Linked DNA regions of Mus musculus: region 2 is linked to region 1. A link is a loop called in an ENCODE intact Hi-C map of the cell type or tissue named here. Cell type or tissue: heart. All regions are shown on one strand.

Evidence for each region. Hi-C counts contacts between places; a loop is a spot of excess contacts. Peaks named below come from ENCODE experiments on the same cell type or tissue, not always from the same donor. Only the 100,000 strongest peaks of a DNase experiment are listed, where the experiment ranks them.
Region 2: it touches region 1 in a loop (2.4-fold over the local background); 9 of 42 quality-filtered maps call a loop at or near these places.

What each region holds. Positions count from the first base shown.
Region 1 is chr7:19,786,732-19,794,731 of GRCm38, forward strand. Cblc (Casitas B-lineage lymphoma c) reads right to left here. Exons shown (of 12, transcript NM_023224.5): 2 at 6,078-6,224; 3 at 5,778-5,934; 4 at 5,377-5,498; 5 at 3,669-3,806; 6 at 2,238-2,325. It overlaps LOC115486450 (a long non-coding RNA gene), which reads left to right. Exons shown (of 4, transcript XR_003946611.1): 3 at 423-561; 4 at 3,180-3,402. Among named protein-coding and RNA genes, the nearest start is that of Cblc, 6.1 kb to the right of the region's middle. In heart, a CTCF peak has its summit at 3,537 (motif pointing left); a DNase peak (open chromatin) is centred at 3,430; H3K4me3 peaks cover 943 bases; H3K27ac peaks cover 484 bases; H3K27me3 peaks cover 489 bases.
Region 2 is chr7:19,953,083-19,961,082 of GRCm38, forward strand. It overlaps a transcript of Igsf23 not described here and the pseudogene Rpl7a-ps8. Among named protein-coding and RNA genes, the nearest start is that of Igsf23, 6.3 kb to the left of the region's middle. In heart, a CTCF peak has its summit at 3,620 (motif pointing left); a DNase peak (open chromatin) is centred at 3,609.

The sequences.
Region 1 (8,000 bases):
AAAGGTCCTGAGTTCAAATCCCAGCAACCACATGGCGGTTTACAACCATCCGTAACGACATCTGACGCCCTCTACTGGTGTGTCTGAAGACACCTACAGTGTACTTACATATAAATAATAAATAAATATTAAAAAAAAAAAAAAAAGGGCTGGTGAGATGGCTCAGTGGGTAAGAGCACCCGACTGCTCTTCCGAAGGTCCAAAGTTCAAATCCCAGCAACCACATGGTGGCTCACAACCACCCGTAATGAGATCTGATGCCCGCTTCTGGAGTGTCTGAAGACAGCTACAGTGTACTTACATATAATAAATAAATAAATCTTTAAAAAAAAAAAAAAAAAGAAAACTGACAACCAGGTTGAAGGCCAGTGCACCCAAGACTCTCATCGGTATCTGTGTTTCTTCCTCTTTCCTGGCCACAGGATCTTACTATGCATCCCAGAGGCGGGACTTAGCCCAAGCAGCAGTGGAATTACAGACAAGTGTCACATCAGACCAAGCATGTCTTCAACCCTCGACAAGAGACGTGCTTTCTGGATTCCTCGTGATTTGGGAATGCTGGTGCGTTTTAGCTATTTAGTTTTAAATAAGTCTCTAATTCCAGGGGAATCTGACACCCTCTTCTGGCTTCTGTGGACACTATATACAGATGGGGGCACATACATACAGGCAAATACTCATACACACAAAATAATTTTTTAAATAATAATAAATATTTAGCCGGGCGTGGTGGCGCACGCCTTTGATCCCAGCACTTGGGAGGCAGAGGCAGGCAGATTTCTGAGTTCGAGGCCAGCCTGGTCTACAAAGTGAGTTCCAGGACAGCCAGGGCTACACAGAGAAACCCTGTCTCGAAAAAGAAAAAAAAAAAAAACCCAAAAGATAAAAATTTAAAATATATTTTAAAAGTTATATAAAGTTGGGCACATGCCTTTAATCCCAGCACTCTGGAGGCTGAGGGAGGCGGATCTCAGTGAGTTCAAGGCCAGCCTGGTTTGCGCACAGAGAGAAAATCTTAAATATAGAATAGAATGTACTTAGGCTAAAAAAATTTCATATTGTCAAAGGCCTGTAATTCCTCCAGAGGCCAAGGCAGGAGGATGAAGAGCTCCAGGCTTAGCTACATAGAAAATCCTTGCACCACAACCTCAAGGGCCAGGCACTGAGGTGCATACCTTTGGTACCAGAAGTTAGGAGGCAGCGGCAGATGGAGTTTATGAGTTCAAGGCCAGCCAGGTAGACCACTACCTAAACAAATTCCAGAACAGCCAGGGCTATTAAGAGAGATCTTGAAATAATAACCACCACCACCACCACCATGGCGGGGGTGGGGGAGACCCCACAAAAACCAAGGCTAGATGTCGGTAGCACTCTCTGTACATATGTAGCATGGTGCCATATGGAGGTCAGAGGATGGCTCAGTTCTCTCCTTCCACCCCGGGGATGCTGGGAACTGAAGTGATGTCATGAGGCTTGGCTGCACTGCCTAAAGTCAGTACTCCTGTTACTGCCCAGTCCTTTACAGTATAGTCAATAAAGCCATTTCCTTATTAAAAACATGGGAGTGTGGCTCAGTGGTATAGCCCCTGCCTAGAATCCCCCAGTGAGGTGCTGGGGGCGTGGCTCAGTATTAGAGCCCCTGCCTAGAATCCCCCAGTGAGGGGCTGGGGGCGTGGCTCAGTGGGAGAGCCCCTGCCTAGAATCTCCCAGTGAGGAGCTGGGGGCGTGGCTCAGTGGTAGAGCCCCTGCCTAGAATCCCCCAGTGAGGTGCTGGGGGCGTGGCTCAGTATTAGAGCCCCTGCCTAGAATCCCCCAGTGAGGGGCTGGGGGCGTGGCTCAGTGGGAGAGCCCCTGCCTAGAATCCCCCAGTGAGGGGCTGGGGGCGTGGCTCAGTGGTTGAACTCTGTTGTAGCAAGCACAAGTTTCTGGGTTCCATCCTAAGAACAAAAAGAAAAACATCTTGGCTCTTCTGGCGCTGGGTGTCTGCTCAGACTCAGAGCTGATAAACACTCAGATGCATCAGCTATTTTGATGATCTCAGAAGCTCTTTTCTTCATTCGATATCCAAGAAAAAAACCTTGGCGAGGAGGCTGTAGAGGCGACAGTTCCCAGTGGAGGAACTCAGAGAGCCTCAGAGAAGCAAGGGTTGGCTCGTATGTACACGGCTCCAAGCCAGCACCACATCCCCATATCTCCGAGATGAGTAGCTGGGTAGTGGACATGAGTGTGGAACTCACCTCTGACACTTGGATGCGTTGGTAGGGTTCTACCCGGCAGAGCTCAGTCAGGTCTGGGTTGTGTTTCTTTCCATCAGGGAAGAGGAAGCTGAGGGGAGAACATAGTTGGGCTCTGAGGGGCTTTACTCACAGGGACCCACTTACCTCATCTACCTGGTGTGCGCGCATTTGTGCATGCATGCATTGGTGTATGCATACATGAATATGTGCATGTGTGAGTGTGTGCACACATGTGTATTAGGACCTGACTCGCGCCCACACTGGAACTTCCCAGAGCAAGTGTATTCTCCAATCCCTGGGACAGAACTGTCCACTTGGTCATTTTAGAGAAGCTGCACTGAACTGTTGGCCTCCAGCCTGAGAATCAAGAAAGAAATCTAAACCTCTGTCCTTTCAGGATCCGTGTTCTATTTTGTAGTATTGACCTAGCCTGGAGCATTTTAGGCAGGGGCTCCACCACTGATTTAAATTCCCAGCCCCTCACTGGGGGATTCTAGGCAGGGGCTCTACCACTGAGCCACGCCCTCAGCTCCTCACTGGGGAATTCTAGGCAAAGGGCTCTACCACTGTGCCACGTCCCCACTATGATCAGTTTATACTTTTTTCTTTTTCTTGCTGAACAAGAATCTCACAGTGTAGCTTACAATGCAGATCTCAGGATACTCCTGTACCTTGAATACTTACACACACACACCCCACATATCTCCCTCCTGCTCAAGACCAGTACATTTTCAAAACAAAGAACAGAAGACCAAATACATTCAAAAAAAAAAAAAAAGGTATAAAATGGGATCATGAAGGCGACATAAGCTTGCCTGCTCCTTGAGAGTAACACTGTTGTTTGTAATGACTCAAGGCTCTTGCTATTTTGTCGAACAGGAGCTTTGTGAACAATGAGAAGCAACAGGTCTGTGCACCTGTCCCTCTCTTCTCTGTCTCTAGCTCACACCAGCCCTGCAGCTCATTGGTAGCATCTGGCCTAGCTAGGAAGCATCCCCAGCGGGGCAAACCACGAAAGATCTGGGTGAGAGAGAACCCTGGAGAGCCGCCGGCCCCTCCCCTCACCACCGCGGGCAACTTCCCTCAGGAAACCGCCGGAGGCAGCTGAGGTTACAGGTGGAAAACCACTAGTTTGGCTGTTTCCCCGCCCCTGACCTGACAATCTAGACCCTAGAGCAGGATACAGTTTCTAGAAGCACAGGCTTTGAAGCCCAGTCTGCCGGAGGGATTTTGCACTTTGCAGCCGCTGCCTGACTGCAGACATTCCCCCGCCTTGAGAACCCGGCCGCCCCCTGCTGGCAGCTCGTGGCGTTGCAACTTGGTGTGCTGGCTGTGTCCACGCCCGTACCTTCAAGCCAAACGCATGACTTGTGCTAAATCTCTCCAAGTAGATTTTGCTAACACCCTTTTCCTATTAGGCTGGGGACTCACATGCCGTCCTTTTGTCCCTTCAGGAGCACCTGCAGCAGAGGTTTGTTGAGAGGAATGGTTTGCAGGATGCTTCCATCGGAGCTCACGTATCCAATGGCCCACTGCCCCAGGCGGGTACAGCTTGGCCGGAAGATATAGCTGTGGAAAGATGACATGGGATGGAGAGTGGTCGCTGCTGTCTCTTCTTGGGACACTCAGCTGTCTGCCCTGTCTGGGATCCAGGTATCTCCTTCCTCATCCTTTATGGAAGAGGGGCCTTGCTCCCCATCCACAGTTACAGACTGAGAAGGTATATGTCTGTGGCTTTAGCTACCATTGCCCACCATAGCAATGGGTCACATCTGAGAATGAGCCTAATACAGGAAAAAACGGAAGCAAGTTACACTCCGGCATGACCTCCGATGAAAGTGCTTGAAAGCTTGGATCTGTCTGTGTGTTCTTTCTTTCCATTTTATAATTTTCCCTCCCTTCACCCATACAGCTGATTGAAGGCTAGCTTGGGCTACGAGATACCTTATCTACCTATAGCAACCCATCTAGACAAGGACATTGTCACCGAGCAGCGTCTGGTATGAGATAGAGACAGACAGACTGAGAGTGGCCCTCCCCTTTCTCTTCCTTCCCCTCCCTTCCCCTCCCTCCCCCAGCCTGAAGAGAGTAGGGGTCTCTAGAGAGCAGCTGCTATACTGTCCTTGCCTTCCAGAGGCTGCCACACTTCAGCCCTGCAGAGACTGATTTCTTCCTTCAACCTGTGGGTGCTCGGTGTATCCTCAGCCTGTTAAGGAGAGCCAACTAGCTGGACCGTAAGAGGTGCACACTTTTAATCCTAGCACTCAGGAGGCAGGCAGATCTCTGAGTTCGAGGCCAGCCTGGTGTACAGAGCAAGTTCCAGGACATCCAGGGCTACACAGAGAAACTCAAAATGAAACAAAAGCAAACCCGAGTGGAGTGGTGATATCCATAACCCCAGCACTCAGGACATGTAAAGGGAGGATTATCAGAATCTCATGGGTCATCCTTAGCTACATGGCAAGTTTGAGGCTAGCCTGGGCTAAATGAAGCAAGCCCTGTCTCAAAGCAAAACCATTTTTTTTAAAGATTTATTTATTTATTTATTATATGGAAGTACATTGTAGCTGTCTTCAGACACTCCAGAAGAGGGAGTCAGATCTCATTTACGGATGGTTGTGAGCCACCATGTGGTTGCTGGGATTTGAACTCTGGACCTTCGGAAGAGCAGTCAGGTGCTCTTACCCACTGAGCCATCTCACCAGTCCAAAGCAAAACCATTTAACAGGTTTATAGCATAGCCTCTAACTTGTCAAGATGGGGCCTTAGCTTCAGAACTCCTTGGTAGAGCTGCTTTATTTGCTGGGCTGTGGGATGACCCAGGAGGCTCCAGAAGAGGAGGCAGGGGTTCTGGGCATCTTAACTCAGAGGTTTTTTTTTTGTTTGTTTTTTTTTGAGACAGTGTCTCAGGTGGCCCAGGCTGGCTTTGAACTTTTCATCCTCCAGCCTCCACCTCCCAAGTGCTGAAATTACGGGAAAACCACCGGCCCCCAGCTGCAGAGCTCCCACTTCTGGGTTCCCAGGAACCTCAATTCTTAGCCTCTCAGAAGTTGAGGGATTCCGCCCCCGCCCCCGTTCCTGCCCCCTACACACTTGCCAGGACTAGACTACTTGTCCCAGGGAACCCTGCTTTGCTCACCTGCCTGGTTTGTCCCTGTAGGCCTGCAGGCGTGTTTGGACCTCATCGTAGGTGAGGAAGGCCATGTAGCCAGGATGGTTGACAGCCAGGAGTTGCCAATTCCTCAGTAAAGTGGGCCACGGCTGGGAGGGACAGAGATAATCACTAAGGGACCAAGGAAGTAGCCTATGCCCTAGGACCTTCAGAGTTCAAGAATCCACCACCCTACCCACATCCGTGATGATCCTGAACACGGTTTATACACACAGGAAACCATATACCCTTTCTTCCCCAAGACTCAGTGGTCCAGACCCAGCCTTCCTCCCTTAGATCCAGTGTGCCCAGTCCCTATCTCCTTCCTCAGACCCAGGGGTCCAGGCCCTAGCACCTTCCTCAGACCCCCTGCCGTGACCTTCCCTGACCTGAAAGAGCCTGGTGAAGACGTCAAACTCAAAGACAGACACGTGGCCGTTACAGGTGAGGTCCAAGGTGGACCGCAAGGCCTGCATGGTGGGGCCTGGTTCCACAGGGTGGCAGGCACACAGGAGGGACTGGAACTCAGCCCAGGGAAGCACGCACCTGGATGGGAAGGTGGTATGGTTACAGCTACGGATGGAGAGAGGGTCTATGATAGGAAGAGGCTGTTCTCCCCACTTCCGGTCCTTGGGCAGGGCAGTTAAGGGATTTTGGAGCCCACTGTCCCGTGGTGAAGGTCCACTCACCGAACTCCACAATTCTGCCTCCAGAAGATGTGGGCAGAGCCCTTGGTGAGCTGGTACAGGTGCCCACAGTACTTCCCAGCAGGGAAGAGTGCGCTCAACTCCGCGTGCATGTGACTGAAGATGAGGGCCAGCTTGGCCAGTTGTCGCCTGCGGGGGGGCGGGGGGGGGGAAGCTATGAGCATCACACATGATGTAGGGAGAGTCCCTACAGGTGCAAAGCCTCCAGATTTCCTCTTATGAATCAATGTACCAAGAGCCAGTCTCAGTTCTGAGGCCTCTGTTTTCTGCACCTCTGTTTCCTCATCGATGAAGGAAGTGTGGAAGCTAAAGTCCAAACTGGCCTCCAGCCAGCATAGCACAGGCCCAGAGCCTGTTGCGGCTGGAGAAGTCTCGCCTACTGAGATGGGGTATAACCATCTGCCATCGGTGTTTAGCGAATGCCCAAAACTGCCTTCCACACCAGTGGGTGTGGGTGTGTTGGCTGCCCTGAGTTTGAGATCAGGATGTAGAAGGCAATAACGGGTTTTTGGACAACTAACAGCTATGAAAGTTCTGGAAAATCATTAACAAATGTTTTCCCAAGTTGCCTCCGTTCCTCACCCGTGAAGTGCAAATAAACATGTGAGTTCAGCTCCTGAACCTTATGAGCACAGAGAGGACACAGCTCGGGGCAAGGTTCAGCAGTAGAGCCTCTGCCTAGAATCCCCCAGTGAGGGGCAGGGGGAGTGGCTCAGTGGTAGAGCCCCTGCCTAGAATCCCCCAGTGAGGGGCTGGGGGCGTGGCTCAGTGGTAGAGCCCCTGCCTAGAATTCCCCCAGTGAGGGTTTGGGGGCGTGGCTCAGTGGAAAAGCCCCTGCCTACCATGCTTAGGGTTCTGGGTTCCATCCCCAGCATTTTCAAAATCAAAAAAACCCTGCATATTATATTGGGTTAGCACTCAGTGCATGCTGATTTTATTATATTTCTCATTTATACTAATAGCTTCCGTGGCCAGGTCTGTAGGGCTCCTGACAGTTTCTTAGCAACCTCGCTTCCCAGAATGCAGAGCTGTGTAGCCCAATGAGTTTGCCATCAGCAACTCTGGCTGGCTCAGACAGGAAGCTACCTTCCCCATCCCCCACCCTTTTTTTTGAGACGATATCTCATTATATAGTTTGAGTTGGCCTTTAAACTCACTCTGTAGACCAGGCTGGCCTCAAACTATCAGAAATCTGCCTGCCTCTGCCTCCTGAGTGCTGAGATCTGAGTGCTCAGAGGGCTCTGGCACCACATTCAGCCTAGAGTGACAAGCTGGTTCTTTGGTTTGCTTGGTTTTTTGAAACAGCTACAATATTCCACAATTAAAGGACCTGCTGCTGTTTCTCTTGTAGCCCAGGCTGTCCTAGAATTCAGTCTGTAGGCCAGGCTGTCCTTGAACTCAGAGATCCACCTGTGCTGGGACTAAAGGTATGCACCACCATTTGGCCTGCCTCCTCCTCCTCCTCCTCCTCCTCCTCCTCCTCCTCCTCCTCCTCCTCCTCCTCCTCCTCTTCTTTTTAAGATTTACTTTTGGAGCTCAGGGGTTACATAAAATAAAAATAAGTCTTTTAAAAAATATTAACCAAAAAAAAAAAAGAAAAAAATTACTTTTATTTTTAATTCTGTGTACGTGTGCATGCATGTGTGTGTATCTCTGTGTGTGTGTGTAAATCGATATGTGCACATGAGTGTGGATTCCTGAGGAGGTCCGAAGAGGTGTCCGATCCCTTGGAGCTGGAGTTACAGGTGATTATGAGCCATCCATCCTGGGCGCTGGAATCTGGGTCCTCTGCTAGAGCAGAAAGCCCTCTGCCTCTAAGCCAGTGCTCCTCCGCCTTCCTAAGGCTGAGACCCTTCAATACAGTTCTGTATGTTCTGGTGACCCCAGCCATAAAACTATTTTCCT
Region 2 (8,000 bases), 170 kb after region 1:
TAAGCTTCGCTTCGGATCCATCAATTTAAATATGAACTGTTTTGCCTAAAATGGCTTGAGCCGGGGCCAACCATCCAGCAGCGCTTCCAGGGGAGAGGTCAGGTCAGGGCATTTGGACAATTCCACCAGACCCCTCCCCTCCTGGAAGAAAAAAAGGTCACGAAGCACTTAGGCACCCCTCCCCTCTGGAAAGGAGAGGTTTCATTACATTCCTTAGACCATGCGGGGTGGGGGTGGGGAGGCGACCATTGGCCACCTGCGGGTGGGGGAGGCCCCGAGCAGGTCAACACATTCAGTGACCATTGGCCACCTAGAGACAAAGAAAGTCCTTGCCACCTCATTCCCTAAAGACCAATCAGTTTAAAAGTCACGCTGTTCTGCCAACACATCGTGCCTAATGGCTGCTGCTCTGATAAATACTTGCTGAATGACTGTATAAATCATATGAAGTACTGTATAAATACTTGCTGAATATCTGCGTGCGGGGTCGCCACGTCTCCTTCGGTGTAGGATGGCCCCAATGTACTGGAACAATAAATTCCTCTTGCTTTTGCATCAACTCCTGGCTCTGCGAGGTTCACTCAGGGGGTCCTGGTAAGCTAAGGCTCGTCAGAGTCTTTACACTATCACCTGCTTGTGAGCTAATTGTGGTTTTAGCCTTTATGAGCTGGCCCTGAGCTCTCTCCACCAGAGGAGCAGGATGCCCAAAGGAAAGAAGGCCAAGGGGAAGAAGGTGGCTCTGGCCCCTGCTGTTGTTAAGAACCAGGAGGCCAAAAAGGTAGTCAGTCATTTGTTTGAGAAAAGGCCCAAGAACTTTGGCATTGGGCAGGACATCCAGCCCAAAAGAGATGTAACACGCTTCGTCAAATGGCCCCGCTACATCAGGCTGCAGCGGCAAAGAGCCATCCTCTATAAGTGGCTTAAAGTACCTCCTGCCATTAACCAGTTCACCCAGGCCCTGGACAGGCAGACAGCTACTCAGCTGCTTAAGCTTGTCCACAAGTACAGGCCGGAGACAAAGCAAGAGAAGAAGCAAAGGCTACTGGCCCATGCTGAGAAGAAAGCTGCTGGCAAAGGCGACGTCCCAACTAAGAGACCACCTGTCCTCCAAGCAGGAGTCAATACAGTCACCACCTTGGTGGAGAACAAGAAGGCTCAGCTGGTGGTGATTGCCCATGACGTAGACCCCATTGAGCTGGTGGTTTTCCTGCCTGCCCTGTGTCGAAAGATGAGGGTGCCCTACTGTATCATCAAGGGAAAGGCCAGGCTGGGGCACCTGGTCCACAGGAAGACATGCACCACAGTTGCTTTCACACAGGTTAACTCAGAAGACAAAGGTGCTCTGGCTAAGCTGCTGGAAGCTATTAGGACCAATTATAATGACAGATATGACGAGATCCATCGCCACTGGGGAGGCAACGTCCTGGGTCCTAAGTCTGTGGCTCGCATCGCCAAGCTGGAAAAAGCAAAGGCTAAAGAACTCGCCACTAAATTGGGTTAAATGTACACTAAGTTTTCTGTACATAAATATAATTACATAAAACAAAACAAAACAAAACAAACAAACAAAACGTGGCCCTGAGATATGTCCAGTGCACAGCTTTCAGCCCCCTGAGCCTGAAGCTGTTGCCCTGGTCGATCAGTCTTTTGGTGTGCATTCAATAAGCCATCTCTGTCTGAGTGAGATGGGTGTTTGTGTGGTTTGTAGGGCAACTTTTGAACCCCAACAGGGTCATCTAGGAAGAGGGAAGTTCAGCAGAGGAAAAAAAAACTGCCTTCATCAGATTAGCCTCTGGGGTGTTTTTTTGTTTGTTTGTTTGTTTTTTGATTGGTGATTGACAGGGTGTAGGCTGTGGCCACCTCTGGGCAAGTAGTCCTGTGTTCTCCCCCCCCCCCCCCCCAGACAGGGTTTCTCTGTGTAGCCCTGGCTGTCCTGGAACTCACTTTGTAGACCAGGCTGGCCTCGAACTCAGAAATCTGCCTGCCTCTGCCTCCCAAGTGCTGGGATTAAAGGCGTGAGCCACCACACCTGGCTTGTTCTGTGTTCTTTAGGTTTTGGTTTTTGGTCTCACTATGTCACCTTGGCTGTTCTGGAACTCACTATGTAGATCAGGCTGGCCTCAAACTCACAAAGATCTGCCTCCCAAGTACTGGGGTTAAAGGTGTGCAACTAAAAAAAAAGTTAGAGTTTCATGTGGTGGTGCAAAGAAATTCCTTTAATCCCAGCAAAGGGGGAGGCAGAGGCAAGTGGAGCTCTGCACGCTGAACTTTGGAAAATGAATAAGACCTAAAGTTAACCTGTAGATCCTACCTGCCCAAGGATCAGGTCACTTCCTGGAATCCTGGAGTTGTAGTTTATGCAAAATAACAAAACCACGTAGAAAAATACGGTGGCCATATGGTTTTGTTCTTGAAAATACCTAAAATAGGCATCTCATTACTTTCCACTAGGAAGCCAGGGGTGGTCCTGGTCAAAACCCACCCTGGTCAGTATTAATTAAAACTTGCTTCAAATTTGGCTCAAATGTGTGGAATTGGTTTTTCTCTTGTGAATCTCAGGATTAATGGGGAACTATGAAAAGTCACCACAGAGACACATGGGGCCCTTTCAGTGAACTTGGTTTCCTCACAGGTAAGACAATCTGAATTGTATAAAAAAACATTTGCTCTTGGGCCAGAGAGCAGGCTCCACAGGTAAAATGCTGCCTTGGGACCCACATAAGAGGAAGCAGAGAACTTACTCTTCAAAGTTGTCCTCTGATCACTATAGTGGCTCTCATGCCCGCACACACACACACACACACACACACACACACACACACACACACACATACACACACACACACGCACTCATGCTCTCATCTGGAACATGCACAAAAGGAGGTAATGGGGAGAAAAAACCCATTTGTTTTGGCAGGGAGCACTTGTGTTCACTGAGATGATCCCAGCACTTGGGAGGCCCACCCACACAGTATGTTGACACTTTTGTGGGTGCTGGAGATCTGATATCAGGTCTTCAACTCCATGTGCAGCAAGAGCAACCTGGGCTATGTAGTGAATTCCAGGCCAAACTAGGCTCCAGGCAAAGAAAGAAAGTCGTGAAGTGTAGGAATCTAGCTACCGGGAAGGCTAGAGGGCCTCAAATCTAAGGACAGTTTAATGAGATCCTGTCTGAAATACAAAAATAAATAAAAGGGCAGACCAGAGGTAGTTAGTGACACACACCAGTAATCCCAGCATTCTGTGGGCAGGAGAACCACTGTAAACCCAAGGGTAATCTGGCTCAAATGGACTGTTCAATGCCATCCAGAACTACATAACAAGGTCTTGCCTAATGAAAACAAACACTTGGGCTTCCAGAACACTTGCCTGGAGGGTGCCAGTCTCTGACTTCATTCCTAGCCCTGGATTATTATTTAAGCCTACAACCATCAGGGTTGGCAGACATTGCAACTAGGTTGGGAAATCGACTCTTCCAGAGGGTACTGTCAATTACCCTCTTTCACAGAGGAAAACACCACACGTGAGTGACTCCCAAACCGGATAGATAACATTCTCATCCTTTGTGTTCAGTTGCCCGAACACAAGGGGCAGCGGAGGTGGTGTGAAGGGAGAGCTGTAAATTACAGCGGCGCCACCTACTGTTCAAGATTGGAATTGCATCTGGTGTTTGTGTTCCATGTCCAAGGAATGTTTTTGTCGATTTAAGAATATATTACAAAAAAAAAAAAAAAAAAAAAAAAAAAAAAGAATATATTACTACCAGTTGGAACTTCTTCTGGGTATATGCCCAGGAGAGGTATTTCTGGATCTTCCAGTAGTATTATGTTCAATTTTCTGAGGAACCTCCAGAATGACTTCCAAAGTGGTTCTACAAGTTTGTAATCCCACCAGCAGTGGAGGAGTGTTCCTCTTTCTCCACATCCTCGCCAGCATCTGCTGTCACCTGAATTTTTGATCTTAGCCATTCTGACTGGTGTGAGGTGGAATCTCATGGTTGTTTTGATTTGCATTTCCCTGATGATTAAGGATGTTGGACATTTTTTCAGGTGCTTTTCAGCCATTCGGTATTCCTCAGGTGAGAATTCTTTGTTTAGCTCTGAACCCCATTTTTAATGGGGTTATTTGAATTTCTGAAGTCCAGTCTCGTATGAGGCTATGCCAGTGCCTGGCAAATACAGAAGTGGATGCTCACAGTCATCTATAAGATGGAACACAGGGCCCCCAGTGGAGAAGCTAGAGAAAGCACCCAAGGAGCTGAAGGGGTCTACAACCCCATAGGTGGAACAACAATATGAACTAACCAGTACCCCCAGAGCTTGTATCTCTAGCTGCATATGTAGCAGAAGATGGCCTAGTCGGCCATTACTAGGAAGAGAGGCCCCTTGGTATTGCAAACTTTACATGCCCCAATACAGGGGAATGCCAGGGCCAAGAAGCGGGAGTGGGTGGGTAGGGGAGCAGGGCAGAGGGAGGGTATAGGAAACTTTTGGGATAGCATTTGAAATGTATATAAAGAAAATATCTAATAATAAATAAATAAATAAATAAATAAATAAAAGGAAAAAAGAATATATTGCATCATATATCCTTTACCCTTTCTCCACCTAACACCTCCTTGCTTTAAAAACATATTTTTAAAATTTTCCCATCTATTGTATAAATAATGGATAAATAAACTAGCTCTGTAGACCAGGCTGGTCTCCAACTCACAGAGGTCCGCCTGCCTCTGCCTCCCGAGTGCTGGGATTAAAGGTGAGCACCACCATCACAGGCTGTGAAGAATATTTTTGTCAGACCCAGAATTCCTTTCTTTTTTTTTCATGTGAATGCATGTGTAGAGCATGCGTGCATGCGTGCATGCATGTGCCCACGGGTGTGAGGCATCTCAGGAGAGTGCAGGCATATGTGTGTTTGTGAGTGTGTGTGGAGGCCTGAGGCTGACTGTCAGCATGAATTGTTCTTGAAGGCTCTCCACCTTATTCACTGAGTCAGAGTCTCTCCATTAAACCCAGTTGCCAATCAGGTAGTAGCTAGCCAGCTTGTTCTGGGGAGCCCCTGTCTCTGCCTTCTGAGACTTGGATTTGGTTGCTCACAACCATCTGTAATGGGATCCGATGCCTGAAGACAGCTACGGTGTACTCATATACATAAGATAAATAAATAAATAGTTAAAAACAGTTGCCATGAAAAAAAAATCCCTTACTATTCACAGGGTCAAGCTATCCTAAAAACGACACCATCCCAGAGGGTCCCTGAACTGAAGCATGTGACCAGGACACCCAGAGACCACCAGATATATCCAAAGGCAGATGACACACCCATCAAAAGGAGGTGTCCCAAGAGGAGACATCTGGTAACTTGGGGAGACATCAGGGCTTAGACACGTCAAGCTGAGACTTTGAGGAAAAGAAGGATCATTCAAAACTGACAGTTTTATGCTTACTGACTGCACGGCATGCTCACCCTCACTGCTGCAGAATCCAAATGTCTTTTGCCGAAGGGGACAAAGGATGCCCCTCTGATAGGAGACAATGTGATATTGCTTTGTCGTGCTAAGGATTGCTTATAAAGGCTTATACAGAATAGGCTATATTATATGTATTTGTCTCCCAGCCAAAATGTTAACAGAAATTCAACAGATCCCTCGTTCTAGCCTTTGTTATTCTTGTTTTTGCTGTACTAATCTTCCTGGCTTTAGAATGTATTTTGGCTCCTCTTCATACGACTGTAATACAACGCAATAGAGAAGAAGCTGTCTTCACTGTGTGTCTGCATGACCGTCAACATAATTAAAATAGCTCAAACAAAAGGGGGACGTTAGTAGGAAATCTAGTGGAGTCATTGTATCTAGGGCAAAGGTCAGAGTGAAACAGTTGCTTCCTAGAAGTACCTAGCTGTTGAAGGAAACATTGTAGAATTCAGAGGTTGTCTTCAGTGATGTGCAGACTTCTTTCTCTGAGGGACTTGTAGCCTTCACTTGAGTCAGTGGAAGGGGCATAGAGCCTTCACAGGACCAAGGGCCTCCCCTCCCATTGATGACCGACTAGGCCATCCTCTGCTGCATATGCAGCTGGAGCCACGAGTCCTACCATGTGTACTCTTTGGTTGGTGGTTTAGTCCCTGGGAGCTCTGGGGGTACTGGTTGGTTCATATTGTTTTCCCTCCTGTGTGGCTGCAAACCCCTTCAACTCCTTGGGTCCTTTCTCTAGCTCCTACATTGAGGGCCCTGTGCTCAGTACAATGGATGGCTATGAGCATCCACTTCTGTATTTGTCAAGCACTGGCAGAGACTCTCAGGGGACAGCTATATCAGGCTCCTGTCAGCAAGCACTTTTTGGCATCCACAATAGTGTCTGGGTTTGGTGACTGTATATGGGATGGATCCCCAGGTGGGGTAGTCTCTGGATGGTCATTTCTTCAGTCTCTGCTCCACACTTTGGCTCTGTAACTCCTTCCATGGGTATTTTGTTCCCCCTTCTAGGAAGGGTCGAATTATCCACACTTTTGTCTTCCTTCTTCTTGAGTTTCATGTGGTTGTGAATTGTATCTTGGGTATTCCAACCTCCCTCTCTCTTACGCCTCCCTGGCACTCTAGACAGCCTTACAAATGCTAGCCTGCAGCCACCTGACAGGGAAGCCTCTGTCTTAGGGTTTCTATTGCTGTGACGAAACACCATGACCAAAACCCAAGTTGGGGGGGGGGGGAAGTGTTTTGTAACTTAAAATTTTCAAACCCTACTTTTAATATGGGTTCTAAAATGCTTTAACCTCCCTTCTAGCCCACCACCCACCAGAGGCAGTGGAACAGAAAGGTTAGTAGGATTGGGGGAAGTGGACATGTTATAAATTGTTATTTGGAACTGGAGAGATGGCTCAGCGGTTAAGAGCACTGAATGCTCTTCCGGAGGTCCTGAGTTCAAATCCCAGCACCACATGGTGGCTCACAACCACCTGTAATGTGATCGGATGCCCTCTTCTGGTGTGTCTGAAGATAGCTACAGTGTACATATAACAAACAAACAAACAAACAAATAAACAAACAAATCTTTTTAAAAAGTTGTTCTCTGGAGCAAATCCAGTCTCCTTTGTTGGGAAAACAGTTCATAGGAGTCTGCAGTGGCAGCTCGATCCACTCACAAACACTTCATGAATATTTAAGCAACCCAGTTCAGTACTGTCAGGATATCAAACACGAAAGTGGTGGCTCGACCCAGCAGAGACAGCCAGGCCTCAGGCAAATTGGCACGAGTCAGCAGAGGTGACCATGACCACCTGAGACTCCAGGAGAAGCTCTCTGTGGTGCCTCTCTCAGTGAAGGGAAGATCAGCAAGGAGGCCGCAAACTCGAGACCAAGAAGCGCTACAAAGCTAGCTATGCAAGCCAACCCTCATCACTGGCCATTGAGTCCTATTTGTCCTCCCTCCAAACATCACGTGTCCTCCATGGGTCTTGCCTCAACAAAACAAACAGCAACAAAAGTGAAGCCTAGCATGATGGCACGTCTTTAATCCCAGCTCTCAGGGAACAAAGACAAGTGGATCTGTAGCAGCTGACATCACTCTGCCAATCAGCAAGAAGCCGCCAGTACCTCATGAGAAGTTCTTGGGTGAGTTTCTCTCAATGGCATCACCACGAGTGGAGCTTGCAACACTGTGTAAGGTGACTACAATGTAAGGCATATCCTTAGTGAAGAATCCTTCATCACATGTCCTTTCACATGCTTGCTTTAGCAAAGTATTCTTTCACCTGTGTCTGTTTCAGTGAAACACTTCTTCATGTGTCTGCTTTAGCAAAACATCCTTTGACATAACTGACTTTCCAAAGAAACCAAAAGTTTCTACTTCTGTGTTTATTCAGCTTACACTTCCACATTGCTGTTCATCACCAAAGGAAGTCAGGAAAGGACCTCAAACAGGGAAGGAACCTGGAGGCAGGAGCTGATGCAGAGGCCATGGCGGGGGGGGGTGCTTCTTACTGGCTTGCTCCCCATGGCATGT